Regions from separate parts of the Homo sapiens genome. Here region 2 is linked to region 1. Evidence: chromatin loops called from intact Hi-C (ENCODE). Cell type or tissue: left lung. All regions are shown on one strand. Links, peaks and the distances in the headings refer to the core of each region. The heading gives the core; the rest is flanking DNA.

The links. A loop is a pair of places that touch in the nucleus more often than their neighbours do. Peaks named below come from ENCODE experiments on the same cell type or tissue, not always from the same donor. Only the 100,000 strongest peaks of a DNase experiment are listed, where the experiment ranks them.
Region 2: it touches region 1 in a loop (5-fold over the local background); 32 of 110 quality-filtered maps call a loop at or near these places.

What each region holds. Positions count from the first base shown.
Region 1 is chr9:134,331,594-134,336,946 of GRCh38, forward strand. All of the region lies in intron 1 of RXRA (retinoid X receptor alpha), which reads left to right. Among named protein-coding and RNA genes, the nearest start is that of RXRA, 7.8 kb to the left of the region's middle. RefSeq lists enhancers at 1,677-2,343, 2,344-3,010. In left lung, for the core only: no CTCF peak of the experiment used is centred there; DNase peaks (open chromatin) are centred at 258, 838, 1,438 and 1,968; H3K27ac peaks cover 453 bases.
Region 2 is chr9:134,396,568-134,401,920 of GRCh38, forward strand. RXRA (retinoid X receptor alpha) reads left to right here. Exons shown (of 10, transcript NM_002957.6): 2 at 5,065-5,315. Among named protein-coding and RNA genes, the nearest start is that of MIR4669, 20 kb to the left of the region's middle. RefSeq lists enhancers at 346-1,254, 4,462-4,963, 4,964-5,353. In left lung, for the core only: CTCF peaks have their summits at 414 (motif pointing right) and 3,070 (motif pointing right); no DNase peak of the experiment used is centred there; H3K4me3 peaks cover 494 bases; H3K27ac peaks cover 3,589 bases.

The DNA of each region.
Region 1 (5,353 bases), core at 42-5,041:
GTCCAGGACTCACCCTACCCCCACGAAGGTGCCGATGGCTGCAGCGGGTGCCTGCTGCGTGCCAGGGACTTTATTTTTGGGACCTTGTGGAGGTGTCACAGAGACAAGCCCACTTAGTGGATGGGGACACTGAACCCTGGGTGAGGTCTGTGGGCCAGCCTTTGTGTCCCGCTGTGGGGCCTGCTTTTTCTCCGGCACTTGACTGGCGGGGGCCGCCTTGAGCTCCAGCTGGGAGGACCTGTCCCCAGGGTGGGGGCTCTGCTGCCCCTGGTCCTCCTGCCTCTCAGCATCCTCAGAGGCTGCTCACCGACCAGGCTGGGTCTATGCCCCATGCTGGTTCCCAGGAGCCCCATTGCTGGTCTTGGCCCGAGTGAGTGAGGTTTTTGTTCAGTGGGGACCCTGGTGGAGGGCTGAGGTCTCACCATGCCAGCTCTGTGCCCTGGGACTGGGCATCTTGGCCTCTTGTGCTGGTTGAAGGCCCTCTAAGGAGTGGCGACCCCTTGATCCTCACTCCAGGGTTGTCCTTGGCTTGGGGTGGTGGCTAGGAGAAGTCCCCACTCCCAGGTGGAAAGCTGTAGTTGGGTGAGCAGCAGAGGCCCAGCCTGGAACTGTGGCTTGCCCACCTCCTCATGCCACCAGGGCAGCACTGTCTGCAGCAAATTCCTGAGGTACCTGGGGGAGTGGACGGAGTGAGATTGGACCCCCGGGTCCCAGGGCAGGGCAGGGTAGGGGCACAGTTCTTTCTGAGGTCCTAACCCAGCACACGCGGCCCACCCCATGCATGCAGGCGTCCGCCGCAGCCTTCCCAGGGTGACCTGGCAGAGCCTTGACAACCCTGGCTGGGGAGGCGGGGATTGCTGGTGGGCTTGTCCACACGTGGCTTAGGGAGCGCCCGCTGGGTGCTGGCCTGGTCCTGCTGCCTGTGGAGGAGGGGTGGGGGAGGGGTGCCCAGAGGTAGGGACAGCAAGGTCTGGCCTGGAGGGGGTGAAGAGGGTGAGGACGCAAGGGTGGGGTTGCAGGGCTGGAACCAGGAGGGGGTTCACGTGTGAGGTGAGGCTGGGTAGGGCCTGTGTGCCGGGCGTAGGTGCATGGGTGCCCGGAGACTGGGGGATCCCAGTGTGGTGCTCATGGCTGGAATGAGGCCACCAGTGCTGTGCAGAGGGTGGTCTGGAGGCAGCCAGGCAAGGCCTGGAAGGAGGAAGTGACTCTCTCCAGGTGGCTCACTGGTTTCAGGTGGGCCTTGGGGCCCCTGTGAATGGCCTTGCACCCTTGCCCTGGCTGGGCTCCTCAGCATGGCAGCCTGGGAAGGGGGGAGGATTCCTAGCATCTTCCTGGGGGCTTAGGCCAGGTCCCTGGGCTGGCCTGGGGGTCGTCTTTCCCGGGCACGGGTATGGGTGAGGCACCTTTTCCCTGGCCCTGGCTCCGGCCCCCCCTGCACTCCCCAGGCTCTGGATGAAGTAGGGGGCAGGCCGTCCAGGGGGAGTAGAGCAGCCGGGCCTCTTGGGGCCGGATCAGGGATGCTGAGACCATGGAGGGGACCAGACTTTGGGGCTGGGGAGTGGGACATTCAGGGGTCCTTCAGGGGATCAGAGCCTCTCAGGGTCTCTGTGTGAGAAGTTGCCACGGGGTCTGTCCTGCACAGCCCACATCTGTCTTTGATGATAGGCTTCAGCCCCAGCTCCTCTTCCAGGCACTGCCTGCTGGGGTGAGGGATGCCGGGAAGCCCTTGGTCACAGTCCTACCTCTGGGGTGACCCAGAGGCCGTGCCTGGCCTCCCCGCACCTCTGTTGGCCCTCTAAGCCATAGTAATTTCCAGCTGGGCCTCGGTTTCCCCAGCTGTACCCGGGGCCAGGGCTGGGGGTGATGGGTGTCGGCGCAGACTGCTGCCGTGCGTGCGGGGTCTGGAGCCTCTGGCGCTGAGGGGAGGGGAGAGTGAGTTGGGCCTGGGCCAGGCCGTGTGTAAATCCTCCAGCCGCCATGGATAAACCCTCGGAGTTCAAAGACAACCCCGGGTGCGGCCGCCGGCTGTAATGAGGTTACTGATTCAACAGGCTTCCTGGTGCTGCAGCCCAGAATGCAGTGAGGCTGGGAAGCCCCGGGGAGGGATCTAAGTATCCTGTAATTGACCAATTTAGCTTAAGTGTCCACACTGGCCCTGGGCAGAGGTCAGGCAGTGACAGCACAGGTGGCTGGAGTCGCTGGGGTGGGCTCCCAACAGCTGCTGTGTCCGAGCCCCTCTGAATCGGGCGCTCTCGGGCCTGGGCAGCCCTGTGCCTCTGCCGGGACTCCCGCTGCCTGCTCTTCCCTCTCCACCTGTGCAGGCTCAGCCTTCCTTCCCAGCCAGAGCCCACCTGCCATCCTTGGTGCCCAGCAGCCCCCTTGGTACAGGGCTTGGGGTGGGGCTGCAGCTTTGGACTTGGTGCCCAGAGCCTGCATTCAGCTCCCGCTGGCAAGCCTGCTGGGTCTGTGCCTGACTATTGCCCAGTTTCCTCCCGCCTGAGGGCCGTGGAGTGATCCCACGCCTGTGTTAGGTGTTGAGGCCGCTGCTGGTGGAGGTGCCTGGCGGATGGGAGCTCTCCACGTGCCAGCCACCCATCCAGCCTCTTTTTTCCCAGGCTTCCTGAGGGCAGGGCCCTTCTGAGGCGAGGGCATCCTTGCAGCACCCAGTACAGGTATGCAGGAAGGACTCGCTTGACTTAGAGAGTGGGATCAGAAGCACCTCTCCTGCCTGTCAGCAGTGGCTTCAGTGCCTGTGCTTGGGGAGGATGTATCTGGTACCTTGGAGAGAGGCTGGCAGGCCGCATCCAGCTCCTGGTTTCCTGTCAACCCAGGCCTGGTGTGCAGAGGGCCACCAAGGTGACAGTTTGCTCCTCAGAAATAGGACTGGGCATTGGGCAGCAGTGTCATTGACTGCCGCAGTGATAGCATGGGCTGTGGCGGTGGCAGTGTGTGCTGAGCCGTCCCTCGAACTCAGCTCTCTACATGGTGGGGCTGCTCTCTGACCAGGCTGCTGTGTAGCCCTGGGCAGGTCCCTTCCCCTCTGTGGGCTTCAGTTTCCCTGGGGCCCTCTGGCTGTCAAAGCCTCTGCCTTGCCTTCTTGGCACCCTGGCTTTGTTCTGATATGCTGTTGGCCATTGGTCAGGGTGGCACCCTGGGGACCAGCTCCCTGGGAAATGGCTCTATGCCCTCCCCAGCTGAGGGGACAGGACTTGGGCTGGGGTAGGGCCTGGGTTGCTGGCGTCCAGGAAGCCGTGGGCTCTGAGCTAGCCAGGGTGGGTGTGGGTCTGGATGTGGACTGGGCATGTTGTGGTGAAGCGCTTTCGGGATGTGCAGCTTATAATGGGGAAGAGGTGGCCTGGGGGCATGGCAGAGCAGAGGCAGTAGGGGCCACAGATGAGTGGGGTCAGTCCCCATGACGGTTATCACTCAAGGCCAGGCTAGTCCTTCTCTCTTTGGGCACTGACCTTCCTTGCCTGGAACCTTCCATGGCACCCCATTGTCCCCAGGATGGAGGCCAGGCCTCCACCTAGTGTCATGTGGCTCTGTAGCCTCTCCCACCTCATTAGGCACCTCTCACTGATTTTCTCATGTCTAAAACTAACTGGTGAGGTAGGCTGCCCCATGCGATGAGTGAGCGCCCCTCTGAGTCACAGGCTGTATGGCCCTGGGCTAGCAAATTCACCTCACTAGGCCTCAGTTGTCTCACCCATAAACTGCCTGGGGGAGGTCAGGGAAGCTTCACAGAGGAGGTGATGTAGTTGGGTTTTGAGGGATGAGTAGGAGTTTGTTGGGTGGGAAGTGGGGAAGGAATCAAGGCAGAGAGAATGGATGGATTCTTTCCAGGGGGATCTGGTTCTAGCCAAGGGTATGGGGAAGGGATGCCCGTGCGGGCGTAAGTAGGGGCTTCCCTGGAGGGTTTCTGAGGGTCTGACTGTGTGACCAGGCTCCTCTGGCCTGCCCCTTGCTGGCTGGCTTCCAGGTCTGTGCTGGTGGGGACCCCTGTGAGCATGAGGCTATGGTCAGCTGGCCTGGGAATAATTAACCCTGGGAGGAGCTCAGGCTAGGGGTGGGCCTCGCTGCAGCCTGGCCGCCCCCAGCTGGCCTGATGTCCCCTCTCCTTCCTGCCCAGGTCTGGAGTGTGACTCCTACCGGCGCCCATGTGCGGTACCCCACCTCGGGGCCCTGGCTCCCAGGGTGTGTCCACTACTGGGAGGAACGGCTGGGGCCCTTCCCTACCACCTATTCCTATACCCCTTGGTCTGTCCCTGTAGTGCCCTGTGGTCCTGCCTTGGTCCCTGCCTCTCCCTGTGGGCAGCTTAGGCGCCATTTGCCCGGGAGCCCCCTGTGTGAGTGCAAGGCTATTGGATGGCTTCTCGCCCTCTCCCCACCCGGAGGGAGGAAAACAGCTCTGACCGTGAGCAGAGTCCACGGGAGGCGGTGGAGCTGCCCCTACCCCACCCCTTCATGGACTTTCTGCCCAGGATCAAGGTCGAGGTGTAGGGCAGGGAGGCGGGGCCTTCGTCAGGGGTGCCAGGTCACTCTGGGCACAGACAGTGGCAAGGCGGGCCTGGCAGGCAGCACCACCGCACCATCCCGGGCCCAGTGGAGGGGTGAGGACTGGAAGGGCAGTGGGGCCTTCCTCTTCCCTCCCCTCAGTCTCCTGGGCACAAGGTCAGAGCCATCCACCCCTCTGTCCTGTGTGACCCACCTTCTCCTGAGGCTGGGATCACAGGGGGCGTCACCCCTTAGCGGCAACGTAGAGCTGGTCTCCAGGCCCCTGCAGACAGTGGGCCTGGGCAATGGCATGCTCACAGCCCGGGTCTTCTCTGCCACATGGACTTTGTGACTTGGAGCACGTTCCTTCTTCCCTCTTCGTCTTGATTTCCTCATTTGGAAAATAGAAGGAAGGATGCCAGGCAGAGTCCACGGCTGGAAGTGTGCCGCTGTGCCCCTGTGGCCGGCCGGAGCCTTGGTGGATGTCGCTGAATGGGCCCTGCTCCTCTTCCCGTGGGGCCCTCAGACCTCAGAGTCTTTTTCAAGACAGGGCTGGCTCCAGGCACCCCCTCTCATGGCTCGGAGCTGGCTCTGGATCTTTGTGGCTGCGGAGCCCACAGTGCCAGGTGCCATATAAGCCTCATGAAGTTTGTGGCACGAATTCATGTGGTCAGCCAACTGATCCCCTCCGCCCCTCAGGTTCAGAAATGTGACGGGTGAGCCCGTTCCTTGCAAAGTTGATTTCTCAAATCGTGACCATGACTTGAATCCCCCTCGTTCTGGAGGCCGGTCCAGTTTCCAGGGAAGGGAAGTCCTGTGTGTCTAGCTCGGTGTCGGTTTCTGGGAGTGGGAGTAGATG
Region 2 (5,353 bases), core at 117-5,116, 65 kb after region 1:
AGCAGGCAGGCTCAGGACCAGCTCTCATCTGGGTGCTGGTTTACCCAGTGGGCTTCCTCATCGCAGGCCGAGCTCCTCCCTCCTCCCGGGCACCCTGCCTTTCCTTTGCACCATCCTGGATTCCCCACCGTGGAGCCCACGGGACCCTACCCCAAGCTCCCCCATTTAGAACGCCGTCCTTCCCTCCGCTGGGCTTCCTGGGGCGCCAGATTGGATGGTCCGGGTGTCCTCTGTTTTTCATCTAGACAGGTGACCTGATCACTCGGCCCCAGCCTGTGGCCTGCTCAGACCCTGCCGCGATTGGCCCTGCAGATTCCAAAGGGATGTGGGGATTTTGAGTTCCCCTCTCCAAGGGCCGGAGGTTCCCTGGCTGCCCAGGAGGGGGCTGGAGTCCTGAGGGCTCACCCCCGCCCCCACCACAGTCAGACTGGCATTTCCTGCCACCTTCTCTGCCTCCCCCGCCTGCCAGGCAGAGGCCGGAAGGGAGTTGGTGGGGGTTCCCCAGGCTTCCTGCTCTGGGGTCCAGGGAGCAGAAGCATCCTGGCACTGGTGAGCGTTCTGGAGGGAACTGTGCAGCTCAGGAACTTTGGTCAACAGGGTGTCCCTTCCCTCTTCCAGCAGACCCTCTGGGGTGTGAGTGTCCCTGGGGTCCTGAGTGGTGCCTGCATACACCTGGGGTGGCAATTCACCGTCTCGCGGAGCAGCCTGTGCCGTCACTGGGCAGCAGTCAGGACAAGAACATTCCTTACTTCAATGTTACTAAACCTGCCGCTTAGCCCCCGACACTCAGGATCTGCCATCTGGGGGCCCAGGGAGCTGCTCTGTGCCTGCCCTGGGTGCTGGCATTCCGGGGCATTCATCTCTGGTACAAGGCTTTTGCTCCCGGCCTCCAGGTATCTGCACTTTAGAGTCAGTTTTGTGCCAAGGGAGTGATCACTCCACCACTTCTTCTGTGCAGTCTTCCTGGATAGAAATCTAGTAGCTGTGAGAGGCGCCTTGGGGCTACTGGGCACTGCCCCTGCCGGGATCAGGGCCTGCTTTCTGCTCTTCCGTTTAGCCCTGGAGGTCCCTGAGTTCTTCCTGAGCTCCTCCTCGCCTGGGGTTCGGAGTCACACTGATTGCCTGTGGTCCCTAAGTGGGCACGGTGGGTGTAAGGGGTGTGAGGGTCTGGGATTGTGGGGCCCTGTATGGCTCAGGTTCTGAGGTTCCCAGATCCCGCCATTCAGTTTTGCCACTCAGGCCCCTCTGCCGCTCCCTTGTGTGGGGAGGGCTGTGTGTCTGCTGGCTCCCGGGTTGGGTCTGAGTGTCTGAGGCTGTCCCTGTGGTTTGGGGGTGAACCTGGAGGGCCACGGAAGTCAGTGAAGACCAGCTGGTAACAAGTGCCCCTGCAAGTCCAAAGTAGGATTTTTTTATTTTTTATTTTTTTTTTGAGGCAGAGTTTCGCTTTTGTCACCCAGGCTGGAGTGCGATGGCGCGATCTCTGCTTACTGCAACCTCCGCCTCCCAGGTTCAAGCGATTCTCCTGTCTCAGCCTCCCAAGTAGCTGGAATTACAGGCGTGCACCACCATGCCCAGCTAATTTTTGTATTTTTGGTAGAGATGGGGTTTTGCCATGTTGGCCAGGCTGGTCTTGAATTCCTGACCTCAGGTGATCCACCCACCTCAGCCTCCCAAAGTTGTGGGATTACAGGTGTGAGCCACCCTGCCCGGCCCCAAAGTAGGATGTTTTAAGAATAACGCCTATGGTAGCCACCACTTAATCAGGGGTGGGGACGGATAAATGACCTGGAAGAGACAGAGCCCACACACGGGGCCCTTTGCTGTGAGTAGAGGATGTCGAGGCATTTTTTGCCTCTTCTTTTTTAATGTCCTCTTCCTGGCCAAAAAGCATCTCTCTCTAGAGGATTCCAGAAAACACACCCAGCCTATTGTCACCCAGGCTCTGGGAAGGTGTCTGCTATGGACGGAGTCTGTGTAAACAGGAAGGGCTGGGAGCAGGGCCCAGGGGCAGCTGGCTTAAATAATTCAGCTCCTGAGGTGCCCTGGAAGGCTGTCCCAGAAACCCTCCAGTCCCCTCCTCCAACTCAGTGTCCCCCTGACTCCCCAGTCTTCCCAGATTACATCTGGAGCAGGGGGTGGGTGGAGAAGCTGAAAGAATCCAGGAGTGTCTTCTCCCATGGCCTTAAAATTCCCATCTTCTTCCCAGAGGCCAGGAAGAAAGGTGGGCGGCCTTCCCAGGGGTGCCTAGGGCCTCAGATCAGGCCATTCCAAGGCCCGGCTTCTGAATGCAGTGCTGAGGTTTGGGCTCCCTGCATGGCCCGGCCTCCTCCCAGGTGCTCCCAGGGCTACCTGGTGGAGATGGCTGCAAAGCCAATTTGTGCACAGTCATGCTTTCTTGTCCCTTCTGCCTTGAAGTCAGCACAGTGTTTCCCTGGATTGGCTTGGATAAGGAGGGCCCAGCCCTGGTCCAGGCTCAGTCTGTGTGGATTTGGGGCTGAGCAGAACTTGCTGCTGAGTACGCGTGCCTGTCTGCATTTCACAGATGAGGAAACTGAGGCTTGGTAAAGGAAGAAGCTGGCTCAGGTTTCCTCCGGCAGGGGTCAGCTGAAGGTGGGTGAGGTGGGGCTGTGATGAGGCAGCCATGTGGCATTCCCAGGGTCCCCGCAGTGCCCTGGTGGGCATGGTTGCCTGGCCTAGGGGCAGCTGCAGGTTTCTGGGAGTGTGCCTTTGGGGCAGTTCTCATCACACACCTTCTCTATGCCTCAGTTTCCCTGTCTGTCACAGGCTGGTGGTGGTAGCTTCTCCAAGAGTTGCAGGAATCAGTAACATCAGGTTATGCAGGTATTTCATAGACTCGTGAGCAGCCTGATTTTGTGTTTGTCTGTCTTGGACACACTCTTTTGCCTGCTTTGTCTTGTCAGCTCCTAGCTGTTCTCTCCCTGGCCTTCTGCACCTGGGGATTCTGGATGTGGAGACCTCTGGGCTGCATGTGTTTGATATCTACATGTGGGTCCTGCCTGTCCTCCTCCCAGGAGTTGAATGACCAATAGGGCTGGTTTGCAGTACCTGTCTTAGCCAGTAGGTGCCACCAACATCTGGTTCTGGAATTCCTTAAGTCTGCATTTTTAGTTCAATGAAATGGCTTATTCCCAATATTGTGAATGATGAAGGTTTCCAGTGGGTCAGACAAGGCTCATTTGCTGGTGGGGTCTGTACCCCGACTGCGATGGGGCACTAGTGGCAGCCAGGCCCCTGCAGTGCTGGCTGAATCTGAGCAGTGCTGGCTGAATCAGGGCAGTGCTGGCTTCCAGGCCTCCTTTCTGCACCTTCCTCCCTGGGAGAGGAAGCAAGAGGGGGTGTGTGGAGCAGGCCTGAGGCTGCTGGACAAGAATGGGCAAATGCTCCTGAGCAGAGGTGGGCACAGGGTGGCAGAACCTCTGTGTTCCTGCTGCCTCTGAGCTGGCCTTGGCCAGGTGCTGGGGGCAGCAGAGCTGTGTGAGGTAAGAAGAGTGCTGGCTTTGGATGGGGTCAGGAGTGGCCCGAGTTTCCACGCTGCCGAGTGGTGGTGGCATCCTAAAGCTCATGCCATGTCTTCCTGAGATGCAGGGTGCACAGGAGGCAGATGCCCATGAGAGGCCTGGCCCAGGGCTTCCTCCCGCTCTAGCCTGGCACCCAGCGAGTGAGCCAGTGCCCTGGACACAGCTGCTCTGAGGCTTGGGGAGGTGAAGTCTTCCTGGGGCTGGGGAGGGGTGGAGCCAGGGGTGTCCCCTGACCTGGGGCATGTGGGCTCAGTCATAGCCACTCTATGTGTTCATGGTCCTGCTCGACTCCCCAGAAGTGCCTGTGATTGCCACAGGTCAAGGCACGGAGGGCCTGAGAGCCATTCTGCAGATGGGAAGGCTGAGGCCCAGAGAGGGAGAGTGGCTTGCCCCGTGTGCCCAGCCCGTCGGAGATAGGGTGGGGGCAGGCAGGCAGTGCCTCCAGCTCCCGGCACTTGCTGCCGTCTGTGCTGCCTTGGGTGGGCTCCGACATTTCCCAGTGGTCTGCTCAGGCCCATGGGCAGTGGATTCGCCACCTGGGAGCCTCCCTTCTGCAGTGCCAGCCTCCAGGGTGCGGGGCAGGGGGGCACCTCCTGAAGTGTGGTTGGGGCTTTGAAATCTCTGATTTCAAAGGCGGGAGTGTGGGAGGTCCCAGCCTCTCCTGCGGCCCTATGGGCTGCCCTCTTGTTCCTGGCACACACCAAGGCCTTGCACAAAGCCACCCAGCAGCGTCCAGCCCACCGCCCACGTGAGAGGTGCCCCATTCCACCCATCTGGTCCCCTCAAACAGACCTCAGAGCATGGAGCTAGGGGCCTGAGCGTCCGGTGCCCGGGCGACCACTGCTGTGGCACCTGAGCAGGTCCAGGCAGTGTGGCCTGCTGGTTAGGGCCACAGACATGGGAGTGGGTCAGCAGGCGCCGCCAGTCCTGGCTTGGCCACAGGTGGCTCTGAGTACTCAGGGCCTGGCTTCCCGCATCTGTAAAATGGGAGAATCATGGTGCTCACTGCTGACCTCCCAAATCCACGAATTTACCCACGCTCAGAACTGACCAGGTCCTGGTACACGGCAGGTGCTCGGCGACATCAGCCTTTCTGCCTTTCATGATTATTCCCAGACCTTCACCTTGAGTCCCTGTGGAGATGGGCAGAGGGGCTGACTAGTCCCGGCCACCAGCCACTCCTCCCACTGCTTTCCCAGGTGGACGGGCCTGGAGTGCTGAGGGTTGGAGCGACCCAGGCGGGCATCCTGGGGCTCATTCACAGCGGGTTCTTCCTGCGTCTGCCGCAGGCCCAGCCTAAAGCCGGGGTCAGGCGCAGAACAGTACCTTGGAGGGGAGCTCTGGGCACACCTGGCCCGTAGTGAGTGTGAATTTGCGTCAGAGAGCTGTCGAGACCCACGGGGCCACCTTGAGGGTGCCGGGGTCTTCCCGCAGGTGCGTGCATCTGTAGCTGGGGGGAGCAGGCATTTGGTGGGGCCTGGAGTCACCTGCACTGACCACTCTCCTGCGGCTTCTTGTCTTGCAGATTTCTCCACCCAGGTGAACTCCTCCCTCACCTCCCCGACGGGGCGAGGCTCCATGGCTGCCCCCTCGCTGCACCCGTCCCTGGGGCCTGGCATCGGCTCCCCGGGACAGCTGCATTCTCCCATCAGCACCCTGAGCTCCCCCATCAACGGCATGGGCCCGCCTTTCTCGGTCATCAGCTCCCCCATGGGCCCCCACTCCATGTCGGTGCCCACCACACCCACCCTGGGCTTCAGCACTGGCAGCCCCCAGGTGAGTGCGGGGCTGGGGCAAGGGGAGGGGGTGGGGCC